Regions from separate parts of the Homo sapiens genome. Here region 1 is linked to region 2. A link is an interaction called in ENCODE POLR2A ChIA-PET data of the cell type or tissue named here. Cell type or tissue: OCI-LY7. All regions are shown on one strand. Each heading gives the region's core, and the rest is flanking DNA. Links, peaks and the distances in the headings are about the cores only.

What was found. ChIA-PET counts read pairs that join two places held together with the same protein. Peaks named below come from ENCODE experiments on the same cell type or tissue, not always from the same donor. Only the 100,000 strongest peaks of a DNase experiment are listed, where the experiment ranks them.
Region 1: POLR2A ChIA-PET joins it to region 2 with 22 read pairs; 4 of 35 experiments call an interaction of 5 or more read pairs at or near these places.

The regions. Positions count from the first base shown.
Region 1 is chr3:72,036,434-72,052,169 of GRCh38, forward strand. It overlaps LINC00877 (long intergenic non-protein coding RNA 877), which reads right to left. Exons shown (of 7, transcript NR_104116.1): 7 at 1-87. Among named protein-coding and RNA genes, the nearest start is that of LINC00877, 56 kb to the right of the region's middle. RefSeq lists an enhancer at 11,119-11,619. In OCI-LY7, for the core only: a CTCF peak has its summit at 3,791; a DNase peak (open chromatin) is centred at 6,898.
Region 2 is chr3:71,972,941-71,988,676 of GRCh38, forward strand. No RefSeq gene overlaps it. Among named protein-coding and RNA genes, the nearest start is that of LINC00877, 120 kb to the right of the region's middle. RefSeq lists a silencer at 1,143-1,325 and enhancers at 5,838-6,512, 9,143-10,342, 9,382-9,471, 9,712-10,061. In OCI-LY7, for the core only: no CTCF peak of the experiment used is centred there; a DNase peak (open chromatin) is centred at 3,551; H3K4me3 peaks cover 512 bases; H3K27ac peaks cover 355 bases.

The DNA.
Region 1 (15,736 bases), core at 3,641-11,640, 64 kb after region 2:
TTGGCTCCATTGCAGACAAACTCTTCCAAGGGAGGGTAGTGAGGAGGTCCTCAGTAGCTCCCCGCTGATATTCTATCAGAACAATAACTGTAGGGGAAAGAGAGAACGTGTCTTTTAATATATTTTTAGCAAAAATCTAGTGCTTGGCATTTACCAATTCTGATTGCCTCGGGTCTCCTGCTTCCCCTTGGCCAGGGCAGAAACGAGGGCACTTTGAATTAAACTCCCCCTGCCCCTCAGACTGTCTGCAACGCGGGAGGGGTGGCTCCCCAAAGGAAAAACAAGAATGCTTTTATCAGCAGAACAACAAATGGATGTTGAACAGGTAGGAACTGCAAATGGCCACTATGGGGACACTGATGTGATAGGCACTGTGGGCGAGGGGCAACAGCAGGGAACCCACCAGTATTTCTGTCCTCGTGGTGCTTATGTTCCAGCAAGGAAGCCTGGTGAGGACCAAGTCATTAGACTCAAGGACGTGAACCTTCCATGGTGGAAGTCCAGGATGCAAGAGGAACAGTCTCCTTGAAATGTGAGTTCACAGGCTGCCATTTGAATACTGTAATAGCCTCAGATTTGGACAGGCTGGAAGCTAGAAAACTGGCTTCATGCCCACATTGGACACTCAGAATTTCAGTGATGTCTTCCAGAAATCTTTGCTGAAGCTACAGTCTAACAGATTGTGGTTTACAAGAGATGCCAGGAGCCTCTGGGAGAATGGACTGTAAACAATTTGGTCACATTGTGGTGGGGGAAGGGTTGAGACAAGGAGTGGAATCTGTGGGGCTGAAGTGCCCTTTGGTTCAGCTTCCAACTTTCAAGTACATTGGAAATTGTGGAATTTTTTCTTTTCTAAAAAGCTTTTAAATTTTGAGATACTTAGTTTCACCTCAAATTGTAAGAAGCAATACAGAGAGATCCATGTTTCCCCAATTTCCCCCAGTGGTAACACAAGATGGCAAAATTTGTGTTAATTGGTAACACAGTTGGTTGAATGATAACATTTCAATCAATCATAGCAAGTTGACATTGATCACTTCATTGTATCTTTACAGAATTCTGGTTGAAGGGATTGATTCTCTTTCCCTCCCTCCCTCCCTCCCTCCTTCCTTCCTTCCTTCCTTCCTTTTCTGTTTCTGTGTTTTTGCTTCTTTCATTTGGCTTGAGTTTGATTCCTCCTTCTGGATAGGTCTTATCTCCCTAATTGGATGTTGGTCTTTGTCAAGTGGCCCTGTGTCTTCTGTGCTTTGCATGGTGCCAGGCGTTGAGTTCAGGGATGGCAAGCCCTGATGCCTTTATTCATACATTGAATACTTGCTTAATGCACACCTACTTTGTGCATAGCGTGAGGGAGACAGTGGTGAATCAAAGAGACACAGCCCTGTCTTCATGGAGCTTATAGTCAGCAAGGGGAAAAAGACTAGAGAAAGAAACAAGTGAGCAACTAAATAAACAAGAGGGCTACAGATTGTAATAAAGGCTGTGATGGAAATGACATGGAGATGCGTTAGGGAGGGAGGTGCACTGTGCTACTTCAGGTGGTCTGGAAGGCTGCTCTGATGGCTGACTTCTCATATAAGATATGTGTAGCTGGAGACTTGATGTTTCACCACCTCCCTTTCAATGCTTGTGACAGCCATCTTTAGTCAATCAATGCGGTAGTACCCCATATGCACTAGAAATATGTTCCCAGACCCCCAGTGGATGCCTGGAACTGTGGAATGTATGGAAGCCTGTATACAGTTTGCACTACTTTCCTTTCCCTTCTTCACAATTTTATGGATAGAAAATCCATTCTTACCATAGATCTTAGCAACCTCAGCATAGGATTTTTTTTTTCTTTCCACAAATTGAGAACTTTCACCATTTCACTTAAAGGAAGCACTTTATGGCTTCTCTTTGGCAATCTGAATCACCAGCATCACTACTCCTGCCCTTTGGGGCCATTATTGAGTAAAGTAAGGGCTCCTTGAACATAAGCACTGTGATGCCATGACAGTTGGCCTGATAACTGAGATGCTCCTAAATGACTAGTGGGCGAGTAGTGTATACAGTGTGGATACTCTGGACAAAGGGAGGATTCAGGTCCCAGGTGGGACAGGGTGGGGAGGAGCAGCATGATATTTCATCACATTACTCAGAACGGCGTACAATTGAAAACTCATGAATTGTTTATTTCTGGAATTTTCCATTGAATATTTTCAGACTAGTTGACTGCAGGTAAGTGAAACAGAGGATAAGCAGGGGACTGCTGTATATACTTTTAGCAGCCACTCGTAAGGAAGTAGATGTGACACATAAGATGAAACTTCTTTGCCTCCTTGACAGAATCATTCCTCAAGGAACATTGGGCAATAATGAACAAATCATTAGGCTGGGTGCGGTGGCTCTGGCCTGTAATCCCAGCACTTTGGGAGGCTGAGGCGGGCAGATCACTTGAGGTCAGGAGTTCGAGGCCAGCCTTGCCAACATGCAAAATCCTGTCTCTACTAAAAATACAAAATAATTAGCCTGGCATTGTGACACATGACTATAATCCCAGCTACTCAGGAGGCTGAGGCAGGAGAATCACTTGAACCCAGGAGGTGGAGGTTGCAGTGAGCCGAGATTGCCCCACTGCACTCCAGCCTGGATGACAGAACAAGACTCCTTCTCAAAACAAACACCACAAATCATCCTCTTGTAAGAAATGTCACAGGCTGGGCGATATGGCAAAAGCCCATCTCTACAAACAAAAACAAAAATTAGCGGGGCATGGTGGCACACGCCTGTAGTCCCAGCTACTCCAGAGGCTGAAGTGGGAGGATCACTAGAGCCCAGGAAGATGAAGCTGCAGTGAGCTGAGATCCACTCCAGCCTGGGCAACAGTGCAAGACCTAGTCTCAAAAAAAAAAAAAAAATGGGTGGGGGGGCGCAGATGTTATGGAACTCATCAGATCAATAAAGAAATAAATCCAAGGAAAGCCTTGAACTTGCCTAAAATTTCATAGCTAGGAAGGGCAGAATAAGGATCAGAATGTAGCTGAACAGACACTAGCATAACCCAGGCATTCTGAAACTTGGGTTGCAAAAACATTACATGGCTTCATATGGTAAAAGCAGATTCCTGCCCTTGCCCCAGAGAGTCAACTGTGGTAGGTCTTGTGGGGGACTCAGGAGGCTGCATTTGCAACAGGCATCCCAGGGGCTTCTGATGTGGGTGATCCACAGACCAGACTCTCATAATCATTAGTCTATGGGCCACCAATTTTGCCTCGTTTCCATAACTAACCAAAGGCTCCTTCTCACGGCTGCATCTAATTTACCCACTTATTCCTGTCCGGAGGTCCAGGGCCCCCAGGTGTCCTGTGCCACTGGAAACTCTAAGTAGGGAGGTGAAATGCTGACCTAGCCCTGTGCGATTTACCTCCTGCTGCCTTCTCCAGCCTCACTGTGCTCCCCATTCTACTTGCTGCAACTCCCCAGCACCGTGCTCCCCATTCTACTTGCTGCAACCTCCCTGGCTGCTTTTCAGTCTCTGGGATACAATGACCTCAACAAGCACCTGCTGTTCCCTGCATCCAGGACATCCTTTTTTCTGTCTCTTTACCCTCTGAGCTCCTACCCACTCTTCAGATCCTAGAGCTTGTCCCTTACGGGGGGAAGACTTTCCTTTTCTTCCTGGCAGGAGCTCCACTAGGCCATAGAATTAATTTTGTTCAATTTAAGGAATGGCACCCCTTTCTTAAGACATTTGGGATGCCACATTCCAGAAAACTGTCATAATAAATATTCAAATTTATAATGTCTATGATGTGACTGGCTCCCCCTAGAGTTGTGCAGTGTACAGCCTGCCCAACCATATGGGAGAGTCCTGTCTTGGTCAGTTTCCATCTCATTGCATCTCTTTGCATTAAGAACTTCCCCCTTGTGGGGGGCACTACTCTCAGTTGCAACCTTAAATTGCAGTATTGATTATTGTCTCTTTACCCTCCCATGGTGTATATAGAGACTCTGTCTGGCTTTATCTATGTTTGGATCCCCAGGACCTAGAGTAGTGCTTTGTTCATACAAATCATTTAGTCAATGCTTGAAAAGCTTTTGCTTCTACACTGCTCTCAAAGTCTCCCTCAAAGAGCTCTTTCTCTGTGTGTCTTTCCTGACCTCCCTATGCTCCCTGGACCCAGGATGTTCCAATTGTAACACATATCACAAAGTATGGCCATTGCCTGTTTTCTTTCCCCTATTTTATTTTAACCCACCCATCCCCTAACACACCAGTAAACTCTAAGCTCCTTTAGAGGAGGGGGCATGCCAATTTGTTCATCTTTTGTCTTCCTCTGACTAGCCTGGTACCTGGCAGTTGCTGAACTGGGTGCTGAATGCCTGGGAGGCGAGAATGCTGCCAGTCTACCCTGAGACTGAGAGGTGTAGGGGGTGATGGCTCTGCTTAGAGGCACCTTGTAGGGTGCCCCTCACTATAAGGACAGCTCCCAGCTCACCCCATAGGGCAGAGACCCCTGTTGTGCCAGCGATTTCTATAATACAAGCCACTTCTCATTCCAACCTCATTGCCTGATATGAGAATGAATTTAGGGTATTGTCTTTCAAAGGATGTCTTTATTCAGTCCCTGCCAGTTTCCTATTCAGTTCCTGCCAATTTCCTACAATACATGGCACCTAACAAGCTTCAAGACCCAGAAGCCAGAGGCAAACAGGTGCCCCAGAATGGGTGGAACTTGCAATCCTGGGTAGCCTGTGAACCCACTTTCCCAGCCTTCACAGTCAGATCCCTGCAGAATAATAAGACCCACAAATCTTTTGTCTGGAAAATTATCTTCCTGTAACACTGGAAGCTGTTACCATGGAAATAAAATAACCTATTAGCCCAAATCTACCAAAACACGGGAGAGGCCCGGCTGCATTTCCGAGGCCCTTCATTAATAAGGAGAAAAGCAGATTAACCTTTAAGAGAATTGACAAGAATGGCCATGACTTGCCGGATTATGATTTTCATGTTGAGTTTATCTGGGCTAATATCTCAGCTTGGAGCAGCCATGCTGAGTGGAAAAGAAAGAAAGACAAGACTCAGTTTGGAAATTCAAATGCCTGCCAGGTTTGGCTGGGCTTAGGTGTGTTTTTGTCTTTTGGTCTTGGCCATCCTGGACTCCTTCCCTCCTATGGATTCCTGGGGATGCCTCCTAACTAGACTAGTACACTGAAGGGAGAGCAATTTTCCTGTCTCCTATTGAGCAGCTGCTGAGAGAGGCACGGAACTGCAGAGGGCTCCTACAGCACAGCCAAGATGCCAAACAGAAGCCGGAGACAGATGGAGCTGAACTCAGCCTGTCCTGGTCTGCCTCCTCCTCCCGAAGTGTCCTCAGTGCCAAATCCAAGACATGCAGGCTGCTGGGAGAGGCAGCAAGGACTTGCCTCTCCCTGTGGCTGGGCACAGAGGTTGCTGGCCCCAAGCAGGGATGCTCCATGATCTCAGCAGTGCCCAGCAGCCCCAGGTACACAGCAACCCAATACCAGGTGGCTAGTAGAGACCTGGTCCTGCACAGTTCACTGCTCCCACACCTGGTCAGCAAGAGCTGTCAGCATCTTAACTACTGGCAGGTGGGATGTGCCAGTGTCTTGACAAGTATCAAGAGAGACTCCATCCCAGGGAAACTGACAATGGCCATCCAAAGCTTGGACAGTGCTTGACCACAGGGCACAGATTACTGGGATTTTTTTCTTCCTTCTCTTTTGATACCTTTTCTTTTTGAAGAAAGGTAGGAGAGTGGCTCTGTGAGCATCAGTTATCATTATTAAAGGCTCTGCTGCCTTGGGGACAGTGTTATGTCTTCCTCAGGTGTCTTTCATTGCCTCTGGTTACCGACACTGGGAAATGGAAGGCACCTGTTCATGTGAGCAGTGGCCTTGTGGTCTGAGACATGAGGTGAGGAAAAAAAAAAGAAGTCACCTATTCATCCTCCCATTCATGTTTAACAGGGTTGTGGTAGGGGCTGAGTGGGACTCTGTTTTCCTTGAATAAGCCCCAGTGGTCAGCCTGGGCTAACTGCCATCATGAATGAGTCCTGGATCTCAGCAGCTTCATGCAAGAGCGGGCTTACTTCTCGCTCCCGTCTCAGTCCAATCAGGGGGTAGGGCAGCTTTCAGAGGTCTAGATTCTTTCCATCTGTGACTCACTGTTCCCAGGGCTTTGGAATGCCTCACTGGATCCTAGCATCTTGCTGAGAGTTGGGAGAGGAGAATGTGGACAACCTAGAGGGGAGGTTCCAGGGGGCAGGCCACCTGCTCTTCTCCCATTGGCTAGGCACATGTCTCTCTCCCAGGGATAGGGGGATGAGAAATGTGGTTGAGCCCAGGCAGAAGAGGAGACTTCAGCAAGAGTCTCTTAACACAAATGGCAGATGCAGAGCTGAGAATAGCAGATACCCACTACCCTGAAGTCACAGTAGAGATTCTGAGTATCAGAGTGAAGGCGGTACTAGCTATTGTGCCACGTAGCATTGCCCAAGGTATGCGTGCAATTCAGATCCTTCAATGTGCTTCACATAAATGAATTTCCTTGAGCAGATATGTTTGGAAAACAATGAAAAAGACATGTTTCCTCCTGGGCATTCACATTGTGTGGTAGCATATGAAGGCTCTGACAAGTCCTGCATTAAAGAAAATCTATCATTATTTAAAACATTTCCCACAAGTACTTGACCAGGGACGTGTCATTATTTTTCTGCTTGAAAATCTAGTAACAGTTCTTAGAATCAATGTTCTAAGGGACATAGTTTAAAAAACAGACCTAGTACAATCCTACCTTTTAGAAAATATGTGTATTTTTGGCACACAAGTGCATGAGGCTCAGAATGAGGATTTGACTTACCCAAGATCAAACAGCTTGCCTCAGGAGGAAGTTGCAGGCCTGCGTTAGGTCCCAAGTAGACTGCTCATTTCCCCAAACCTCTCAAATTAGGTCATGACCCCCAGGAACATGAAACTGGCCAGTATATAAGCTACAGATAAGGTACAGCATGAATACAGCACATCTTCTGAGGCGGGGGCGGGGGGTGCTATTTATCCATTCATTTGGCAAATAAATGAATAAACTGTGCCTCAGTTTTCTTACCTATAAAATGGGGATCATGGAAAGATCATGCATTTAAAAGGACTTAGCCCAGAGCTGGGGACTGTGTCTAAAAATAGACAAGCCTGGCCTCTCTCTTCATAGAAACTGCAGACCATAAAGGAGACAGATAGTTAACTAAAAAAATCATGAATTGTGCAAGTACTAAGCTGAAATTGCTCAAGAGACTGATAGTGACAAGTCAGTAGTGGCTGCTGTGGATGGGATGGTCCCAGAGAAGGTTCTCTGAGGGTGTGATGTTTCCACCAACACCTGAATAATAAGGGGGACTTACTATAGCAAAGCAAAAGAAGAGCCCAGTACAGGCATTGCACATAATAGATGCTCAGTAACTATTAGTTAAATGAATGAATGAACAAATGAATGAGTTGTGGATTGGGGTATAATGTGATATTTTGAGGTTTTCAGATAAAACACCTTGAAGTAATATCATCTTTACAACCTCAAAACACTGAAAGTGTATGTTTTCTCTTCCCACTGCTCTCTGCTGATAGGGTTAATTCAGTAGGAAAGTTCAAGATGTCTGAGAGTAGGTGATCTCAACCTTGGCATGACTGGCATTTGCCTGGGTAGTATGTCTCAGGGATTGTAGGATGTGGCGCAGCATCCTGGCCTCTACCCGTTAGGTGCCAGTAGCCTTCTCCTTGCCCCCTAGTTATGACAACTAAAAACATCACGAGTGGGGGACAAAATTACCCGTAGGTGAGAACCACTGTCCCAGTGTGATTGGACCTATTCATCTTAAACATGGGAAATGTGGACCATAAAATCGCCAAACCTCCTCTCTTTCCTCCTCATATCTGTGGCCTCCCAGAATTTGTGGCCCAATACCACAGGAATGGCCCAAGTCCACATGTCATCATTCAGCACAGCAGCAGCTTTCCTGGCAGAGCGGTCCCAATGAGCCATATGTGTGCTTCTGTCTCCTCTTTCCCATGCCCCAGAAAAGTCCAAGTTAATTTCCAGCCATCCCATTATGACTTCTCCAGAAAGAAAGGAAGTTTCCTGGGTTTGCATTCCAGCAGAATTGCAACCTAAGCTCTTTGTACTTTTTGACATCCTGTTTCTGATTTCCGTGCTGGGCTTAAAGTAGGGAATAAACACTTTTTTGAAAGCTCTGTGCATTCCAGAGAAAATCACCCAGCAGGCTCTAAAGAAGAGAGAGGATGCAGGGACATGCTGGTGGAACGTTCCGTGCTTGCCACTGGGTGTAGAAAGAGAAAGAGCCCCAGGGTGAGCTACATGCAGGGAGTTGGGGGAAGAGAATGTGGACAAACTAGAGGGGAGGGTCCAGGGGGCAGACCACCTGCTCTCTTCCCATTGGCTAGGCACATGCAGAGACATGTGCCTAGCCAATGGGAAGAGAACATTATTATATATAACAGTAATATATAATTACATATAATAATTTATATTATATAATAATTATTATATAATATAGCTATATATAGTTATATATTATATAACTATATATTATAGTTATATATAATATAACTATATATTATAGTTATATATAATATAACCAAATATAATAGTTATATATAATATAACCAAATATAATAGTTATATATAATATAACCAAATATAATAGTTATATATAATATAACCAAATATAATAGTTATATATAATATAACTAAATATAATAGTTATATATAATATAACTAAATATAATAGTTATATATAATATAACTAAATATAATAGTTATATATAATATAACTAAATATAATAGTTATATATAATATAACTAAATATAATAGTTATATATAATATAACTAAATATAATAGTTATATATAATATATAACTATATATAATAGTTATATATAATATAACTATAATATATAGTTATATATAATATAACTATAATATATAGTTATATATAATATAACTATAATATATAGTTATATATAATATAACTATAATATATAGTTATATATAATATAACTATAATATAATATAACTATAATATATAGTTATATATAACTATAATATAATATAACTATAATATATAGTTATATTTAATATAACTATATAGTTATATTATAATATAACTATAATATAGTTATATATAATATAACTATAATATAGTTATATATAATATAACTATAATATATAGTTATATTATATATAACTATAATATATAGTTACATATAATATATATTATTATTATATATAAGCTATATTATATAATAATTATATATAACAACATAACTTATTTTATATTTAAATATAAATATAATATATATTTTAAAATATAAATATAATATATATTTTTAAATATATATATGTTTTTAAAAGTAGGATTGTACTAGGTGTGTTTTTTAAACTGTGTCTCTTAGAACATCGACTCTAAGAAATGTTAGTAGATTATCAACCAGAAAAACGATAGCACATCCCTAGTCAAGTATAGGGGAATGAGAAATGTAGTCTAGCCAAGGTAGGACAGAAGCCTTCAGCAAGAGCCTCTTAACATAAATGCCGGCTACAAAGGTGAGATTAGCAGATGCCCACTACCCTGAAGTCACAGTAGAGATTCTGAGTATCAGAGTGAAGGTGGTCCTAGCTATTGTGCCATCCAGCATTACCCAAGAGAGTGTGGACAACTAGAGAGGATGCGGTTGCCAAAGCAGGAGAGAACATGTTCACAAGATACGGCTCTTCACTTGCTGGGGGTCTCTGGCAAGTCACTTAAACAGAGACTCAGTTTCCTCATTTGTAAAAGGTGAAAGATGCTACTGTTACTCGTGGGTACTGTTTACGTACTGTGCTAAGCACTATGTTTTAATAATTCTTGCCCTATAGGGCTCAATGAGTTATGGTGAGGGTTATATTATATAATAATGGAGATGTAAGGGCTTTGTAAACCGTAAAGCGGTTTAAAAATCCAAGGTCTATTTAGGATCATTACCTACCTCAGATAGTAATATCTACAACAACAACAGCAACAACAAAACAAAAACAAAAACACACACACACACAAACACAAAACACACCCAGGAAACAAATTAACAGAGTGGTTAAGAGCTCAAGGTTCAGAGGCAACTAATCTGAAAGTCCAATTCCAGATGGGCTACACTGACTGTGTGACTTCAGGCCTATAATTCAACCTTCCTGTGCTTCAGTTTTCTCACTGTGAAGTAGAGCAAAGTAGGATTTTGAAGAGAATTTAGGTCAGGCGTGGTGGCTTATGCCTGTAATTCCAGGGCACTGGGGGGCCAAGGTGGGAGGATCGCTTGAGGCCAGGAGTTTGAAACCAGCCTGGGCACTTTAGTGAGACCATGTCTTTACAAAATAAAAATAATAATAAATACGTAATTAGCTGGGGGTGGTGGGACATGCCTGTAGTCCTAGCTACTCCAGAGCCTGAGGTGGGAGGATCTCTTGAGCCCAGGAAGTCGAGGCTACAGTGAGACATGATTGTGCCACTGCACTCCAGCCTGGGCAACAGAGAGAGACCATATCTCTTAAATGAATGAATGAATAAACAAACAAATACATAGAATTTAATGTGATCATGCATTTAAAGCACTCAGCACAGTCTGCCACTTAGTGAGCCTCCACCAATATTTGTGCTTGAAGGCTTGGGTACCAAGGGCCTTCCCCAGCTGGATCTTTAACTAGAAAAGCAGAAAAAGAGTGAATTGAGTGAATTTAACTAGAAAAGCAGAAAAAGAGTGAATTGAGAGTGAATCGAGTTGCAGAAATGGGGGTGCTGAACCTGAACCTGTGGAATGAAGGGAAAAAAGCCCCTACTCATGGCGTTGATTCTGGCTCAGAAGGAAAGGAATAGTAAGACGGGGTCCTTGCGTCTGCTGTGCCAAGTGCGATTGAGTGGGAGAATCCTGCCAGCAACTCTTCTCAAAGCCCACGTCTGTCTCTGCTGCCAGGATGTGCTAATCGCCTGCCTTTTTCCATTTCTCCATGTGTGCCCAGTCTGGAAGAGGCTTAGCCTTGTCCTTGGAGTTCTTCTTGTGTTCTAGGTCAGTCTCCGCCACTGCACATACACACACACACCAGCAATGACCCAAGGAAGGCGGGATACCTCAACCCCAGCCAGCCCCTGCTTCCTGGAAGTGTTGACCACTCATGTCTCTGGAAGGCGCCCTCAAGCTTATGATGACGCAAGAGCAGAGATGTGTTAGTCGTAGCAAACACCTGGCCCTCTGAATCAGGGCTCCTCCAGGTTGGTGTTTTTGGGTGAGTCTTTCTGAATCTTCTTTTTCTGGCGTTATTGACACGACCGTTTGCCAGGTTTCCGATCCTTTCTGGGTTTTTTGTTGTTGTTGTTTTGTTTTTTTGAGATGGAGTCTCGCTCTGTCTCCTAGGCTAGAGTGTAGTAGCACGATCTCGGCTCACTGCAACCTCTGCCTCCCGGGTTCAAGCGATTCTCCTGCCTCAGCCTCCTGAGTAGCTGGGATTACAGGCATGTGCCACCACATCTGGCTAATTTCTGTATTTTCAGTAGAGATGGCGTTTCACCATGTTGGCCAGGCTGGTCTTGAACTCCTGACTTCAAGTGATCCACCCTCCTTGGACTCCCAAAGTGCTGGGATTACAGGCATGAGCCACCATGCCCAGCCTGATCCTTGCTGTTAATCTGAATTTCCCTGGCAGCCCTCTCTGGCTTGGAACCCCTCTGACTGCTCCTAGGTTCAGTCTCCCCACAATCAGACCCCGAGGTGAAGATTTGAGTGCAAGTGGTTTATTTGGGAAGAAGGGCAAATGGGGGAGTGAGGATGTTGAGATGGGGAAGGGAAACAGGCCAGGAGGGGCACTGTCAGGCAAGTTCTTATGGTCAGTTGAGCTCATTCTGAAGAGCTCTGGGACATAGTGTGGAAGGTGCCTTCAAGTTATCCTACCTGGGGGCATGGACGGGGTGTTGGGCCACCCATCTGTATTTTTTGGGGGCTCAGAGGCCAAGGAAAATGCCCAGAAGCAGAGAGACCCAGCAGTGTGCAGTACCTGCTTTCGTGGGTGCAGCTGAGAGCTGAGAGCTTATGGCAGGGCCCCAATACTGCCTGCCCCTCTTCCCAACAACATTTCTCAAATCTCAGGACCCTAGACACAAGCCCAGCCTCTGCTGTGTGAGGGAAGCAGGATGTCAGGGGACCGTGACTCCACCACAGCTTCCCAGAGGGGGAACCAGGTTGCAACTGTTGAAATATTGATGGAACTCTAAAAAATATGTGGAATCCGCTAAGGAAATTGCAAAACATCGGTCACAGTTCTGTTTATTTGGTGCCTCTCTAACCATGGCAAATTTTTCATCAGGAGAGAAAATTAAAACTAAGTAAAACCGTAAGCACTCTCTCTTGGGAGAGGCCCAGAACTCATTTCTCTGCCTGTTCCCAGCCAGCCCCTCAATGCTAACATTGAAATTAAAAAAATAAAATATGCTTGTTTTTTTCAGTCTCAAAGATCTTCCTCCCTCTCTTGTTACACTGGCAGGCTGGTCTGGGAAAGGTGCTGGACGTCGCTTCATCCTGTTCTCCCTGGATGATCTCTGCCAGCTGGTATGAACTGATGCCCTCTGACTGGCTGGCGTGCAACTGGGTTCTCTCCCACCTTGCTGCCTGCATTACCCTGGACAGATGTGCAAGTCCTAGGTGCCCTGGTTTCTTCATCTTTAAGGTGCTGGTAATAATAGAATCTACCTCTTAGGGTTCTGATGAGGATTAAACGAGATGATATAAGCCCATGCCAAGCACGTGCATGCACAGAGTGAGTTCCCAGTAAATATTAGCTCTCATTATTATTAATATCCAGGGCCCCATCTTGAGGGTGGAGGGGTGGGCTATAACCCCCAACTCCTTTTTTAAAAAATAGTTTTAGTTCTGTGGGTCCCACTCAACATTTGTCACTGACTATCCCAATAGGTCCATTAAACATTTATGCAGATAAAACCCTGGTGGCCTGCCCGTGATCTCTGGACCTGCTGGAGTTGCAGGAGAGAACTCTACAGAAGCCTGGCAACATTTTCCCAGGTATCAAGAGAAGGGAGGTAATTCTCAGTCAAGTGCAACTACACCTCAGGGTCAGGTTTTATCCCCATGCTAATCCCAGCATTTGGGAGTCAGTGTTAAGAGGAGCATGGAGAAGGGAGAGATTAATTCCAGCCAAGGGGGTCACTACTTAAACCACATCTGCATTATTCTATTTCTCCTGGGATGTCACACTTTGCTGGGTATTGGCAAATAGATATATTTTTAAAATATACAGATCCATTTCTGGGCCATATAGGATGCTATGTGTAGGTGAACTGTGTGCTGAGAAGAGGGCTGGTAAGAGGTGAGGAAACCACTTAAATTCCTAAAGCATCTAATGCAAGGGGCTCAGGAAATACTAATGAAATTGAATTAATGAGAATATTAGACCATAAGGCTGTGCATATTGGATCAGGCCATTTGGTTGTGCATAATCATATTTTAGCAGCAGGTAACATCTCAAGCTCTCCGGAATTTTAAGCCCCAAATGGAGGTGGAAATGCCCTCCTTTTAGAAAGCTACTGTGAGTGAGAGGAGGATGCCTGAAATCTCAAACCACAGGACTCACAAAAATTGGCATTCGGGAAATCACCAAAGCTCTTCCTGCCCTCCCAGTGCCAGTCCACATCTGGTGTCCTGGATCAGGGACTTCAGGTTGCCCTGTCGATAGCAGCTGTCTCCTGGCACTGGGAATTTAGCAGCCTCCTGTTCATTCGTAATTTTATTTGCTTTGGCCAAGACATCAGAACAGAGGTGTTAGATGTGGTCCCTGTTTAAATGTACCTCACATGGGAGACTGATTAGGAAATCGGAGCAATTCGTGGTTATGAATATTCAAGGTGGAGGAAAAAACAAACAGGGTTTGTGGGGCATGTAACTGAAGACAAATAAATACTCAACCAGAGAATCAGGAATGGAGCCCAGGGATCATGATTGCCTTAGCCATAAGCTATCTGGAAGATCAGGGTGGAGGACTTGTCTGCCATGTAAAATGCTGTGTTCCCAGCACCTAGCACAATGCTGTCACCCAGTGGGTGCTACGTAAAGATTTATCAAATAAACAAAAGAATTGGCCCACAGGTTAGAAACCCCTGCCCTGCAGGTGTGTTTGTTTATCATAAATGAGGTTTTTAAAAAGTTTTTAAGTGCTGTGGTATGCAGAATTCTAAATCTGAACCCCCCACCCCCCAACCCACAAATTCCCATCCCCTGGATATTTAATGAGACATGAGTCTACACACTGCTGGGAAGGGACTTTGCTGATGGGATTAAAGTGGCAAGTCAGTCAACCTTAAATTACAAAAATTATTCAGGTAGGCCTGACCCAATTAGGTGAAACCTTTAAAAGTAGAGTTTTTCCTGTCTGATAGCGGAAGGAAAGTCAGAGAGATTCAAAGCACAAGAAAGCTTGCACGTGCCTTTGCTGCCTTTGAAGACTGGATCATGTGGGAGGATCTTTTCTGGCCAGCAGTAGATAGAGCATGGTGGTTAGGAACGTGGAATTGGAGCCACACTGCCTAGATTCAAATCCCAGCTCTGTCATTTTGCCAGCCGAAAGACCTCGGGTAAGTTATTTCATCTCCCTGTGCCTTGGTTTCCCCATCTGTGAAATGGGGAAAATTACAGTACTTCATCACCAGGTCATGGTGAGAAGCAAGTAAGGTAAAACAAGTAAAGTGCTTAGAACAGTGTCTAGCACACAGTACATGCTTTATAAAACCTGTTATTATTATTTTAAGACATTGCTTTCTTAGAATGTCCCCCAACACCTAGGATCTGGGAAGGCTGTGTCCATAAACCCACAGGGCAACAATCAGCCAAAGCTGCCCCTTTGACACCACCATTCCTGGTTTCTTCATATGCACCCCTCCTGGCTCATTGCATTTCCGGCCTAGCCCTTGTAGGCATTTGGGCTTGCAATCCTTGACCCTAGATTGTTGCCTAGGCAGGCAAGCCAAGACATCATTCATTAGCTGAGTGGGTATAGTCTTCTCCTAAGCCCTCCTCCGTTTTTCTTTGGAAGGATTTAGAGGGCTGGCTAGAGTTTGGCTTGAAAGGATTTGAGCAAAGACACTTGTGGGCCTTTGAACTGAAGATCCCGATGGACGAAGGAAAAGTGGCCCAGGAGGGCTCTTGAGCATCTAATCCATTTGGGGCTGTCATTGCCTCTGTGCTTTGTAAAATAAAGGATAACAAGAACCCTATGAAAGATGCCATCATCCCTCTGGTGGCTCCAAAGCCCAAGCCCACTAGACATTCTGAATTGTGAATGCTGGCTGCTCAAGGGCCCTCTCGCCTCTCTCTTCTGTGGTCCTCGATGATCCCCTGGTCCTGGATCCTTGCCAAGAAGGAAGAGAAAAATGCCTCTCCAAGCCTGAAGTCATCTCCCTATCTCAGGTCCAATTAGCCCAGAGCACTGGGGATGCTGTATGTGTGAGCAGCCAGGGCAGAGAGTGCTTTCCAGCCCACAGGCAGGTGGACCAGGAGGAGGCCAGCATTTGTTTTCAGTCTAAAGGAGAGCCCAGGGTGGGGACCACAGGCAGCTCCCATCCTGCCTCTCAAGGGTAATCTGGGAGGATGAGAAAATGCTCCATGGCTACAATACCTCAGTTTCCCTCCCTTC
Region 2 (15,736 bases), core at 2,769-10,768:
CCCATAAAGCAGCCACAGCAATACCTCAAAAACGCAAACCAGACTGTGTCCCTCTTCTTGTGACCTCATGATGGTGTCTTGTTGCACTTGGAATAAAACACAAATTGCTCCTCACAATTGAGGAGGCCCAGCCTCACGTTAGGCAGCTTTCCCCAGGGGCTGGCCCATGAGGCTCTAGCCACGCTGACCTTAAGAGGACAGCAAACAAACACACAGCAAAAGACACACATCAAACTCTTCAGGGTCTCCTGATGTCACCTCTGCCCCAAAACACTCTTCTCTGGCTCTTCAAATTGCTGCCTTCCCCATAGCTTAAATACTGTCTCCTGGTTTTAAAATACACCCGTAAATCTTTGACCCTGCTCTCTTCAAAAGGTGGAGCCTAATTGTCCTCCCCTTGCATGTGTTCTGAACTCAATGACCCACTTGTAATGAATAGAATACTGGAGAAGTGACAATAGGCGACTTCCAAGACTAGGCTATGAAAGGCATTGCCGTCTTCTCCTCATTCTCTTTCTGGGCCATTCACTCCGGGAGCAGCCAGCTGTCACTGTCGTGTCATGAGGACAGTCAAGCAGCCCTAATGAGGGCCAACGTGGTGAGGGACTGGGCCTCTTGCCAACAGCCGAGGAGGAACTGAGGCCTTTAAGAGCCACTGGAGTGAGTGTCATGATGTGATGGGTTTGCAGTGTGTCAGCTTAACTAGGCTGAACTACAGAATCCCCTTATTTGTATGTTTCCAGTTAGGGTTGGCCATGAGGGAGAGTCTCAGTGACTTGGAGTAGGGGGTAGTGGTACTGGGGGCAACAGCAATTTTGTATTGCAAATACATTGTTACTCACCTGCTGACTCACCTTGTTGATGTGATGCAGGAGCTGGGCCAGGTGTGTGTGTTCAGATCTGGAACAAATGCCCAACCTCTGTAGGATGCCCTCACCACAAAGAACATGAGTTTCAGTCTATCCTTGTGGAGCTCTAGCTTGTGCTGGTGGGGTTTCCATTTGCTTGTGGCCTTTCCTTCCTGATTGCTTGCTCTGTGGATTTCAAGGTCTAGCATCAGATGTAGGGAGAGCTTTATACCTGGAAAGAGACTTATAACCATCCCCCCAACTCTGTGATCTATATCGTTGCTACTGGTTCTGCTTGTCTGAGAGAACCCTGTTTGATATAATGAATCACCTTGGAAACAGATCCACTAGCCCCAGTCGAGCCTTTGGATGACTGCAGCTCCAGCCAGGCAACATCTTGACTACAATCTAGTGGGAAACCCCAAGCTGGGACTACGCAGATGAGCCTCTCAAAAATCCCTGACCCACAGAAACTGGGAGATAGTAAAGGTCTATTATTTTAAGCACTACATTTTTGGGGTAGTTTGTTATCCAACAATAGATAAGCTAATGCACCCACTCCTAGACGCCCTGTGGGACCATGCTCCTATGTCCCTTGCTTTATTTTCTATTATAGCACACTGCTGATTCTTTTCAGAACACTTATCACAACCTACAATCAGTTAGTAGATTTATATGCTTATTTGTTTCATATCTGGCCTTCCCACAAAAATGTCAACCCCCTGAGGGTAAACGTCTTCTCTGTCTTGTCCTCCTATAGGTCCAGCACCTGACTAGTCTAACTCCACTTCTCAGTAGCCATGAGGCCTTGGGAAACTTGCTTTCTGTGACTCAGTTTCTTCAGCCTTTGGGATGATGACAACAGTCCCTACCTCATCGGATTGTTGTGAGTGTAACATAAATTAACACTTATAAAGTGCTTCAAATATTACTTGCCCATGGTAAATATCCAGGACATATAAGTTGCTAGTATTTTTAATATTACAGTAGAAACTCAATAAACACCTACCGAGAGACTAAATGAAGGAATTAATTGATCTCTTTGTCCTATAATCTTAAGTATCCAAGACACAACTGAGAAAATCCCAGAGGCACCTAGACAGCTAAAACGGATGTCCCACAGGCTAGCAGCAAAGCCCATCTAATTAACTTATAGGCAAGCTCTTGGGCCATTACTCAGAACTTAATTACTTAATAGTCTTAGCAGATATTTATTAGTCACCTAACACATGGAAAGCATTGTGCTGGGTGCTGGGGGAAGGGGACAGAGAGACACGAAGGTGAATTGAGCTCATTACCTTTCCTCAAAAGAGCATGCTCTCTAGAGGGAAGATACAAGAGCCACCAATCACACAATTACAAAAGTGTGAGCAAGGTGGGTGGAGGTGGGATAGAGCGATGTTGACTATCAAGGTGGCCGGGCTCAATTAGTCACAATTATAACGTGCATAACAAGCTTAATTGTCTGGTTTCCTAGTCCATAATGGATTAGAAACAGCATATTAGAAGAGAAAAAAGAAGGAGTTATTGCTAGCAGCAGGTATGATGACAATGGCAAAAAGTGACAACCAACACGAATAAAGAATCAAAATTGTTAACTACATGGAAAGCAGAAATTAGATAACTGAAGCACAGTAGTTTAAAGTCATTTAGCGTGGAAGCACCTGCTACATAAAACTCAAGAGGCAGTACAGCATTGTAGTTAAGATATGGCTCTGAAGCCAGACTGCCTGGGTTTAAATACCAGCACCATCACTTACTGTCACTTCAATGAGCAACTTAACCTCTCTGTTCCTCAGTTTTCTCATCTATACAGTGAGGAAGGATGATAGTAGCATCTACTTCATAAAGTTGTAAGAATTAAATGAGTTAACACTGTTAAGTACTTAAGAGTTCCTGGCACATAGCAATTCTGAGAGCCTGTATTTGTCAGGACTGGCTGGGTTTGCTGCAGTAACAAACAGTCCCCGACATCTCAGTGACTTAACATAATGAAGGTTTATTTTTCACCTATACACATGTTCATCATTGAGAGGCAGGAGGTTCTACTCTGAATTATCACTGTCTTCCCTCTAGGACCCATACTCATGGAGCAGCCATTGTTACAACGTCTCCAGCTGTGGCCAGGAAAAAAGAGCACCTTTGTGGATTGTTCATTGACAATTCATTGTTCATTGCAGAAGGGGCGTGCTCTCTGGCTCACAGCTCATTGCCCATTGCTGGACACATTGCTCCTACCCTTCCGTGTGTCCAGAATGGGGATGATCAGAATGTTTGCCTAGCAGCACAAATCACGACCAGAGGGCCTCTGTGTACCAAGATATCACACAGTCATGGTTACGCCACAGAGTTTAAAAACTGTAGTGGCCCAAAGAGCTAAGGCTACTCCTTTGGGAAAGTGAAATGAAGCTCCCTGGGATTCTGTGTTTCTTAGTATGAACACTATTGGCATTGGTGGGTTGAGTGAGGGAGGGATGTGAGGTGAGAACAATTCATTTGTGGGGCTGTTGCATACAGTGGAGGACATTAAGTGCCCCTGGCTCCTATGTACTAAATGTCAGTAGTGGCCCTCCTCCAAGTCACTGTGACAATCAACAATGCCCTCATCTATTTCCTAATACTCCCTTGAGATAGAACTTCCCTCATCCTTGCCTAAGAACCACTCACAAATGTTTAATTTTGCAGTGTTGGTCTGAGCCAGAGCTGGTGCCCAAACACCGCTTCCTGCCTCACAGATGACTGATTAGGACTCTGAATTGTGACTATTATGGTTTGTTAATCAAGAATCAGAGGCTGGGCTAGGTGCGGTGGCTCACGCCTGTAATCCCAGCACTTTGGGAGGCCAAGGAGGTTGGATCACTTGAGGTCAGGAGTTCAAGACCAGCCTGGCCAACATGTTTAAACCCTGTCTCTACTAAAAATACAAAAATTAGCTGGGTGTGGTGGTGGGCTCCTGTAATTCCAGCTACTCGGGAGGCTGAGGCAGGAGAATCACTTGAACCCAGGAGGCGGAGGTTGCAGTGAGCCAAGATTTTGCCAGTGTACTCCAGCCTGGGTGACAGAGACTCCATCTTAAAAAAAAAAAAAAAAAGAATCAGAGACCAGGTGCAGTGGCTTATGCCTGTAATCCCAGCACTTTGGGAGGCTTAGGTTTGACTCCCAGCTCTAGCACCTGCTACCAGCTGTGTGACCTAGGGACATAACAACCTTTCTGAGCTCCTGTTCCTATACCTGGAATATGGAAGTTGATGGAATCTAACTCATAGAGTTCTTAAAAAGGGGAAAATGAGGGCTGGGTGTGGTGGCTCTTGCCTGTAATCTAGCACTTTGGGAGGCTGTGGCGGAAGGATCGCTTGAGCCCAGGTGTTTGAGACCAGCCTGGGCAACATGGCAAAACCCTGTGTCTGCAAAATATACAAAAATTAGCTGGCATGGTGGCACACACAGGTACTTGGGAGGCTGAGTTGGGAGGAACACTTGAGCCTGAGAGGTCAAGGCTGCAATGAGCTGTGATTGTGCCACTGCACTCCAGCCAGGGTGACAGTGCAGTCCCCAAGAGTACTGTTGGACCAGCGAGTGTGTGATGATTTTCCTGCTTCTTAGAAGCCTTGGTCACTTTTTGTTCTTGGATTCCATGAGACACCCCTCTGTCTGCTCCATAAACCCCATTTTACCTATGCTAGTCTGAGTAGGTTTTTTGTCACTCATAACCAAATTATTTCTGACTTGGGCACATACCTCCTAGCAACATTTCTTTCAAATATAATTAAAAATTTTAAATGTGTTGCTTACAAGGATAAGCTCCATTTAGCCGAAAAATTTACTTTTGTGGAACCTTTCCTTTTACACTCAGTCAATCAATGAACTATTGATGTGTGGCTATGCAGAAATCAGCTACCATGGACAGAGGAGAGTGATGTGTATTCTGATAAGGAACATTCTGGAGATAGCCTCAGGAGGGTTTCAAGAGGGGGCAGGGCTGAGGGTCAGCTGTGGGATTAATCTGTCCTTGTCCCATACCCAAATAAGCACGTGAAACAAACCCCAGGTAGGGTAAGCATCTCCCTATGATGTGACAGGATGACCGACCTGCTTAACAACTTTTTGTTCCGTTAATGGATAGCAGTTCTTTCAAGCTCCAGAGAAAAACTGACATGATTCATAAAACAGAAAAATAAGATGATATTAAACCTAATACAAGCATTCAAACCAAATTTACAAGACATTTTTAAAGTCAAAGATTTCGTTAAAGCATTATGATAATCTAGTATAAGGATGAGGTCTCCTTCAAAGGTTTATTTTATGCCTGTGAATGATCAGCAATTATCCAAACATCTCTCTTCTATCCCTGGGGCATCTCAGCTCACTCAATTTGGATTTCACAGGAAGGAGACGGAGTCACTGCATGCTCTGTGGCTAATCCTTACAGCACTTTCTATATGTGTGTGCTGCTCGGGAGGCAAAGGTGACGAAAATTGAAACTTGAAAGAGCTCATTGTGATTCTTTGTGCCAAGAAGTTGCATTCAATTCAGTGAGCACCATTTCAGGTAAAAGAAAACACTTAAAAGAGATTGGTAATAATGATAACAAGAACAACACATAAAATAGAGTGTGTGTTTATTCAGAGTCAGGCACCGAAGCTAGCATATTCTGTGACTTGTTTCAAAATGTTTGTGCTTGTAAAATTCCGATGTATGCTCATTTGCATTGTACAGATGAATGAACCCAGGGCACAGAGATTGCCGTCCTTGCCCTGGATCCTGTGGCTGGTAGGGGACTGGACCAGGGTGTCCTGTATGCTGTTATGTTGTTCTGTGTCTATTAAGTGTAATGGGTTAGACAACAGGCTGTGAAGCTGGTCTACCAGGGTTGAGATTCAGGCTCCAGCAGTTACTCACTGAGTGATCTTGCGTTAGATAACTTCAACTCTTGGTGCCTGGGTTTCCTTTTCTGAAAATGGTACTAAATCAGCTAATAGGATAAAGAGCCTAGAAAAGTGTCTGGTTGCAAAGTAAATGCTTGGAAAAAAAAAGGCTTTAATTATTACTCAGAGTCCAGTATTTCCTATGGAAATAAGTCTCAAACTAGTGTATCAGGCACCTCTCCTGCATATTGGACTCACCACTGTGTGGTCTGATCACTGTTAAAGATAAACTATTCCGACACTCATGAAAGGCGAGAAGGAACACCTTATTCAGGTGACTGCTACGATGGGGTTTTGCAGTAGGGGAGAGAGATTGGGTTCAACCCTGTCTACCTAAAGAAAGAAACGGAGGTAAAATTAATACAGTTGAGTTTATCTGGGACAAGTTTGAGGACTACAGTCTGGAAAATGCTGGGAAATGCTCTGGAGAATAAAGGAGAGGCTAGTGTTTTTAAAGAAAAAAGGGCGAATTCAAAGAGGGAGAGATTACAAAGGTTGTTCCTCAGGAATTCTCACTGGTTTGCAGAAATAACATTGATGAGTAATTGACACTATATTGTTGAACTGTAGGGTGTGGGTCATGGTGTCCAGTGTGAGGCATTGTTAGGTTAATTTATAGCTTCTTGGTGAGGACACTCAGTCTAGAGTCCAGGTAGCAGGCAGATTACTTAGCTCAAGGAGGGCAGGTGATCTGAGCCTTCTGTCACATTTCAATGCCTCTCTGGGCCGGGTTTTTTAATGGACTGGCATTCCTCAGATAAAAAGTTCCTTTTCTTTCTCAGCTCTGAAAATGCAACAAGGAAGGGTGGGGATTTATAGCCAGCGAGAAGTTGGTGGGTGGAAAATCTCTGAGGGTAAGGTAATTCTTCATTAAACTGACATAATGGGATTCTTGCTGAAGGCAGGCCAGAGTGATCAGACATCATCTGATATGGTGCCAGATGAGGAGGGTGATTGGATATGGAGAGTGAGGAATTCTGGCCAAATTGACTTTGTAGGTGTATTAGTCAGTGTTCTCTAGAGGGACAGAACTAATGGAATATATATATATATATATATATATATATATATATATATATATATGCCCCCTTTGTATATATAAAATATATGTATGTGTGTGTGTGTGTGTGTGTGTGTGTATATATATATATATATATATATATATATATATATATATATATATATAAAGGGAAGTTTATTCAGTATTAACTCACACAATCACAAGGTCCCAAAACAGGTCATCTGCAGGCTGAGGAGCAAGGAGAGCCAGTCCAAGTTCCAAAACTGAAGAACTTGGAGTCTGATGTTCAAGGGCAGGAAGCATCCAGCACAGGAGAAAGATGTAGGCTGGAAGGCTAGGCCAGTCTCTCTTTTCTTTTCTTTTGTTTTTTTTTTTTTTGAGATGGAGTCTCGCTCTTTTGCCCAGGCTGGAGTGCAGTGGCACGATCTCAGCTCACTGCAAGCTCTGCCTCCCGGGTTCACACCATTCTCCTGCCTCAGCCTCCTGAGTAACTGGGACTACAGGCGTCTGCCACCGCGCCTGGCAAATTTTTTGTATTTCTAGTAGAGACGGGGTTTCACCATGGTCTGGATCTCCTGACCTCGTGATCCACCCCACTTGGCCTCCCAAAGTGTTGGGATTACAGGCGTGAGCCACCGCGCCCGGCCGGCCAGTCTCTCCTTTCATATTTTCCTGCCTGCTTTTTATTCTAGTTGAGCTGGCAGCTGATTAGATTGTGCCCACCCAGATTTAGGGTAGGTCTGCCTTTCCCAGCCCATTGACTCAAATGTTAATCTCCTTTGGCAACACCCTTACAGACACATTCAGGATTAATACTTTGTATCCTTCAATCCAATCAAGTTGACACTCAGTATTAACCATCCCAAGTCCACCACTTGTCAACTTGAACCCACACACCTATCCTGAGATCATACATAATCTTCAAATAAAGACAATAATAAGGTCATAATTACGCCTAACATAATACAAGCGGAAACTCACCAATCCCCAACCCAAATAGTTAAATGCTGATGTGAAGTCAATAAATCTTGTCACATGATAAAGGAGAAAAGAAATAAAATGAAGATATTTTCTTAGTACAAGTGTACACATGCACAAACATGTTTTTAACAAAAGAAGGAGGAAATACGCATGACAATTACAGTCCTTGTTTCTGCAGCTGGTCACGTGGTCGTAGCTGGTATTGATGACTACCTTCTTTTACTACCCATTCTGTATTCCCTTTTCCTTCAGCAAGCACCCCAGAAGATCGTGGTTTTTTTCCTGACGGAGTGACCCAAACCTTCATTCCTGAAAGGTCTGGGTTATTTGTAGTCCTGCCTGGATTGGGCTGTTGTAGCTTCCCATTGACCTTAGTCACAGGGCATGGTGATACTAAGAGATGCCCTAATGGATCTCCTGTATTCCATGCATACTCTTCCTTACCTCCGTTGTGGAGTAGTAGACTGATTTCATCTTGATAGTCTGGGTCGATCACCCCAGCCAACATTGTAACTCCCTTCTTAGCCTGTTGACTTAAAGGTAGGAGGAGCCCAAAGTGTCCAGGTGGCACTCTTAACTTCCAGTTTAATGGGATTGTTGTTGTGTCGCCTTGTGGTAGCATTCCTCCCTTTGGAACTAAGACCTCTAGGCCAATAGAACATAATGTCGTGGAAACAGGAAGCAAAAATTTTTCTAGTGGATCACTAGGGGTGATGGTGAGTGGTGCCACTTCCACTTCCACCCCTTGATTCCTGGACCAGTGAATCCTGGCTATGGGAGAAACAGTGCCATATATTGGACGTTGATTCAGAGCATACATGGCCTTCTGGAGAACTTTGCTTCAGCCCTGCAACGTATTGTCACCTAGTTGGTGTTGTAATTGTAACTCCAAAAAGCCATTCCACCAGTCTGTCAATCCAGCTACTTCAGGATGATGGGGAACATGGTAAGACCAATGAATTCCATGAGCATGATCCCACTGCTGCACTTCTTCCCTGTAAAGTGAGTGCCTTGGTCAGAGGCAATGCTGTGTGGAATTACCATGATGGTGGATAAGGCATTCCACGAGTCCACAGATGGTAGTCTTGGCAGAAGCATTGCATGCAGGATAGGCAAACCCATAACAGAGTAAGTGTCTATTCCAGTGAGGACAAACCTCTGCACTTTACGTGATTTGAAGAGGTCCAATATAATCAATCTGCCACCAGGTAGCTGGCTGATCACCCCGAGGAATGGTGCCATATCGAGGGCTCAGTGTTGGTCTCTACTGCTGGCAAATTGGGCACTCAGCAGTGGCTGTAGCCAGGTCAGCCTTGATGAGTGGAAGTCCATGTTGCTGAGCCCATCCCTACCACCATGGCCACTTTGTTCATGGGCCCATTGAGTGATAACAGGGGTGGCTGGGAAAAGAGGCTGAGTGGTGTCCACAGAACGGGTCATACTATCCACTTGATTATTAAAATCCTTCTCTGCTGAGGTCATCTGTTGGTGAGCACTCACACGAGATACAAATGTCTTCACAGTTTTTGACCACTCAGAGAGGTCCATACCTCTTCCCCAGATTTCTTTGTCACAAATTTTCCAATCATGCTTCTTCCAAGTCCCTGACCATCCAGCCAAACCATTGGCTATACAGCCCATGAAATCAGTATATAATCACACATCAGACCATTTCTCCTTCCATGCAAAGTGCACAACCAGGTGCACTGCTCGAAGTTCTGCCCACTCGGAAGATTTCCCTTCACTGCCGTCCTTCAGGGATGTCCTAGAAAGGGGCTGTAGTGCTACAGCTGTCCACTTTCGGGTGGTGCCTGCATATTATGCAGAACCATCTGTGAACCAGGCCCTAGTCTTCTCTTCCTCTGTCAGCTGATCAGAGGGAACTCCCCACGAGGCCATCAGGGCAGGCTGGGGGTGAGAAGGCAGGGTGGCAGGAGTGGAGACCATGGGCATTTGAGCCACTTCCTAATGTAACTTACTTGTGCCTTCAGGACCTGCTCAAGCCTGATCACGTATATGCCACTTTCATCTGATGATGGAATGCTGCTGTGCGTGACTCACTTTATGGCTAGATGTGTCAGAAAGCACCCAGTTCGTGATAGGCAGTTCAGGTTGCATGGTGACTTGATGACTCATAGTCAAATGTTCAGTTTCTACCAAAGCCCAGTAATAGGCCAAGAGCTGTCTCTCAAAAGGAGAGTAGTTATCTGCAGAAGATGACAGGGCTTAGATCCAAAATCCTAGAAGCCTCCATTGCAATTCACCTATGGAGGCCTGCCAAAGGCTACAAACGGCATCCCTACCTGCCACTGACACCTCAAGCACCATTGGATCTGCTGGGTCATATGGCCCAAATGGCAGAGCAGCTTGCACAGCTGCCTGGACCTATTGCAGAACCTTCTCCTGTTCTGGACCTCACTCAAAACTGGTAGCCTTTTGGGTCACTCAATAAATGGGCCGGAGAAACACAGTAGGATTCTCGATAAAATTGGGCTCTTGGCCAGCCATGGCACTTTGTAATTCCTGTATTACCGGCACCTTTGGAGGCTGAGGTGGGTAGATCACTTGAGGTCCATAGTTTGAAACCAGCCTGGCCAACACAGCGAAACCCCGTCTCTACTAAAAAAATACAAAAAATTAGCTGGGCATGGTGGCGCATTGCCTGTAATCAGCTACTGAGGAGGTTGAGGCAGGAGAATCGCTTAAACCCAGGAGGCAGAGGTTGCAGTGAGCCAAGTTCACACCACTGCACTCCAGCCTGGGTGACAGAGAAAGACCCTGTCTCAAAAAAGAGAAAGAGCTCTTGAGGACATGCCCAAAGATGGGGCCTTGTTGACGAAGAGCTCAAAGGAGCCTGGCTAGAGTTTGGTCAAGGAGAGAGTTTTTGACACCACCTGCTTGAGCACGACCCAACAGCTCTTGCCCCATGCCTGACTTTGCCTCCTATGCTGAGGACTCTCTTCTTCTCTCCTGCCCTAAGGCATCTCTGTTGCTGCTGAGACACCAGGTGGCCTAGACCCCAACATGTGTGACCTGGAAGTGAGCAGGGTGGTTAACACTTTGATCAGTGAGGGACAGAAGCTGGTCAAATGATAAATTGGGAGAACTTATTGGAAAGGATAAACTCTGATACTGTCCTCCCAATGAGCGCACACTGTCCTAAGATGTGTGTACAACCTGTCGGAGGACAGTGACAAATTGGAGCAATCGATCGCTTTCCATGCCAACTTGGCATGCACCTTCTTATATTTGCTGTCATTCATTCCTGACCTCATTCCTGTTTCCCCTCACTCTATCATCCCTGGGACTGCACTTCCCAATAAAATATTAGTGTATAATCATTTGCCTCCAGCTCTGTTTTCTAGAGAATCTAGGCTGAGACAACTAGCACTGTGATGCCCAGAGGAGACTGGGATTCAAAGAATATTATGTTTGAAGACCTTTATGCTCAGTAGAATCCTTACGTGATGCAAGATTAAGTTAGGATTAATATCCGGATCATGCTTGAGGCTAGCTCTGTTTTAAGAAGGCTTTCACAGGGAGCCCCTCTCTTGCTCTTGACATTTAGAAGTATGGGAAGGTACAGTCCTTTTCCTGAGCTGTCTGACTTTTAGCTGCCAGACACACCTGTAGCAGCCGCCAGATGATGCAGGCTCTTCCTCCTTAGTAACCATCTGTCTACAATGATGGGCAGCCTCAAGGGAGGGTCTCCTCTACCATCTCCCTCTCGTTTCTTCTCCTTGGTCTCTCAACCCCTCTGAATAGCTGAATACCTCCCCTCTTTATATCTTAGCTTTCTGTGGACCAAAACCCAGAAAGGCAAGGGGCTGTGCACCCAGGCGCATAGTTACAATCTGACACCCAATAGATACTTTACGTTCCAGGATGTATCAAAAGCAGGTGGCAGTGGGCGCGGTGGCTCACGCCTGTAATCTCAGCACTTTGGGAGGCCGAGGTGGGTGGATCACTTGTCAGGAGTTCAAGACCAGCCTGGCCAACATGGTGAAACCCCATCTCTACTAAAAATACAAAAATTAGCTGGGCCTGGTGGTGGGTGCCTATAATCCCAGCTACTTGGGAGGCTGAGACAAGAACTGCTTGAACCCGGGATGCAGAGGTTACGGTGAGCCGAGATGGTGCTACTGCACTCCAGCCTAAGCAACAGAGCAAGGTTCTGTCTCAAAAAAAAAAAAAAAAAAATACATGTGGCAAATAAGCACATGAGAACAGTTTTGACATCATTAGTTATTAGGGAGACTCAAGTTAAAACCACAATGAGCTACCAAAAAAAAAAAAAAAAAAAAAGAAAGAACAAAAGCATGTGCAAATCTGTCAAAATCATGATATGAAAATGTGTACACAACATAATGCAGTGTGCCAGCATTCACTGAGATTTCAAAGTCAATTCAAGCAATAGCTATCAGCGCTGGTCCTGTGCTAATCTTAAAATGGCACAAGGCAGTTACGGTCACAGGTGCTTCCCACACACCAGGCATGTACCGAACGTTTCATGTAAGTGTTTCATTTTGAATCAAAACCTTGTGAGGTAGACTATTATTATCTCTAATTTACAAAGGAGGCAAATGAGCTTCAGAGAGAAAAGGAACTTGCCAGAATCTCACAACTGGCTGAACCAAAATTCGGATCCAGGACTTTCTAACTGCAAAGCCCACAATCATAAGCCTTGTGCTTCCCCCATATCCTGTTGGCCCTGACTTCCTTACACGCCTACGAAGTCCTCTGTGATCTCTGCCTGAGGGTTTTCTCCTCTGCACACATGTTGGGCTGCAAGTGCTCAGGAGTTGATACTCCCAAGAGCAGCCCCAGCTGATGATGAATGAGCATTGGAGGGTAAGCATCAGCTTCCTTGCCCCTTGCGGGCCTTAACCCTGGTAGGTTCTGCACAGTCTTCTGAAGGTTCCCAGTTGTCTGCAGTGAAAACCCACTCAGCAACACACAAAATTGGCTTCCTTCTCTTCCCTGTCTCATTTCCCAACTCCCCTAGTGGGATCACTTTCCAAATCAACAGTGTGTACTGAAACTCCTGTCTCAGAGTCTGCTGCTCGGGGGCGGGTGGGGTGGAAGATAGACTCGGTGGGAGGTAGGGTTCCTTATTCTGGAAGAACTTACATATTCTTATGGAGAAAACACACACACACACACACACACACACACACACACACACACACACACGCATGCACAGAGAAGTAGAGAAATAACAAAGACTGTCTCCTGAAGGTAGAACTGCGTGGTATCATGTATCAAAGATAGAATGGGCCTGATGGTACAAAGTGAAGGCAGCTGCACCTGATGACCCCTCACTTTTTTTTTTTTTTTTTTTTTTTGAGACAGGGTTTCACTCTGTCACCCAGGCTGGAGTGCAGTGGTGCTATCTCAGCTTACTGCAACATCTGCCTCCCTGGTTCAAGTAATTCTCCTGCCTCAGCCTCCCACGTAGCTGAGTTTACAGGTGTGCACCACCACACCTGGCTAGTTTTTGTATTTTTAGTAGAGACAGGGTTTTACCATGTTGTCCAGACTGATCTCAAACTCTCGACCTAAGGTGATCCTCCCACCTCAGCCTCCCAAAGTGCTGGAATTACAGGTGTGAGCCACCATGCCTAGTCGACCCCTGATGTTTTGACTGAAAGACCTCAGATTCTCTCCCTTGTGCCACCACCCAGGAGGGTACAAACAGAACAAAATCTGGGCCTTAGGCCTTTCCTCTGATTCCTTAGGGGAATCATATCTGCCCAGCACACTGGGCTGGCTTTGCACAACAGTAAAGTTTATTGCCACGTGAGAGGTGCTAATGTTTTACCACTGAGAATATCTCAGAAGTTAGAACCTCAGGTCCTTCAGTTGTCTTAGCTATGGATGAAAAACCTTCCATCACCCAGCTGCTTGGGTCTTAAGATAGGAAGTGACAGCTACGGTCTTAAGGTAGGAAGCAGTATGTTTTGAGAGCGATCTGTCATTTCTCCACATTTGGCCCACTAGAGTCTTTCTTACTTGAGCACTAAAACATGCTTCTGACCTCTGATCAAAACGGTGTTGATGATACAGAGTCATGTGCCTGACTCAGGCCATGCAAATCACCCCACCGCCAACTCCTAATTCCCTCAAGGATTATCAAAAGAACATAAATAAAGGGTCGACTGCCTCCATTATCCAGCATTCAACTCCTTTTTCGATGTGGGCATGAAAGCAGAGAGCTGTGTAGTTGGTTGAATGATGGCCCCCTAAAAATATGTCCACCTAGTACCTGTGAATGTGACCTTATTTGGAGAAAGGGTCTTGGCAGGTGCAATTAAGCAAGGCTCTCAAGATGAGATCATCTTGGATCATCTGGATAAGTCTTCAGTGGAATGCACGTGTTCATATAAGAGACAGAAGATAAGAAGACAGAGGAGGAAAAGTCCACATGAAGGCAGAGGCCGAGATTGGAGTGATGTGGCCACAAACTAAGCAATGCCAGGCTCCACCAGAAGCTGGAAGCAGCAGGGAACAGAATCCCTGCTACAGCCTCCAGAGGGAGTGCAGTCCTGCTGACACCTTGACTTTAAATTTCTAGCTTCCAGACAGTGACAGAGTACATTTCTGTTTTCCTAACCGAGCCAGTTTTTGTGGTATCTGTTACAGCAGCCACGGGAAACTAATACAAGTTGCTAACAATTTTTGGCCCTAACAACGTTTTCAGGGCTTTAACCCTTAATCTTCATAATGATGCTTTAAATGTTTTAATTAAATTAATTTTTTTCTTCTTATAACGAAGCTTTTTGGGTTCTTTTAGAAACTGGGTCTCGCTCCGTTGCCCAGGCTAGGGTGCAGTGGCGTGACTGTAGCTCACTGTAACCTCAACCTTCTGGCCTCAAGCAGTCCTCCCACTTCTGCCTCTCAAAGTGCAGGGATTACAGGAGTGAGCTACTGCACCCAGCCCATAATGATAATTTAAGGTAAGGATTGTTTTTGCTTCATTTCATAGGCAAGGAAACTGAAAAGCAGAGAGTTAAAGTGACTTATCCAGGTACATTAAGCAAGAAAATGGCCAAGCTTGACTTCAAATCCAGGCTATCTGATCCCAGAGCTAGTACCTTTAATGACTGTGGCCTCCTGCTTCTCCAAGCGGAATTACAAGCAGAATCCACCCCCTCCTGCCTCATGTGTGTAGTAATTGTTGGAACGCGGTTCCTTGCCTCTCACAACAGTTCCCTGTGCTCCCCTGGCAGGCAGGATATATACACATCTGACTGGGCTGAGCTAATTGGACTCTAAATCTGCAGGGAGTGAGGCAAAGCCGCAGGGTGGTTAATTTCTTCCTGGCGGTGGTAGTGGTGGCATCCTAGGCAGATGCTTCCTGTTAAAATTCATTGTGGTTCTTCCTGTTGATTGACCTACTGCAACTGCCTTGATTCCTGCCCTGTCCAGTCCCCAATATTCTTTCTCAATTCCTTCTCCACTGAAGAAAGCCAGAGTTAATTTCTGTTGTTTGAAATCAAAAATCTGTCTAATGCAGAGGAAAAGCTGGCACCTGGTGAACCCCAGGCAAAGCAAACATCTCAATGTAATCCTCAGCTTACCCTGTGCCTTCTTTGAGGCTGAGCTCAGCACTGGGGCCAGTGCCCCTGCCTCAAATAGATCAGTTTTACAAACTATTAGGAGGTAATATAGATGGGGCTGATGATCTCAAGGAAAATGAGAAAGGGAATTTATAGCACTGCCCAGACTGAACTTCATAAAACTCTAAAAACCTCTCTGTCTTCCCCGTCACTTCCTCTTAAGGAGTTGGCTATCTCATCTTCTCCAGCCCCTGGCCTCTGTGCATTTCCACTCTGACCATCAGCTCACATTCCCTACTCAAGAGAAAGGAGCCCTGGATTTCTCCCTTTAAAAATCAGTTCAGGCCAGAGGTGGTGGCCTACTCCTATAATCCCAGCACTTTAGGAGGCCAAGACAGGAGG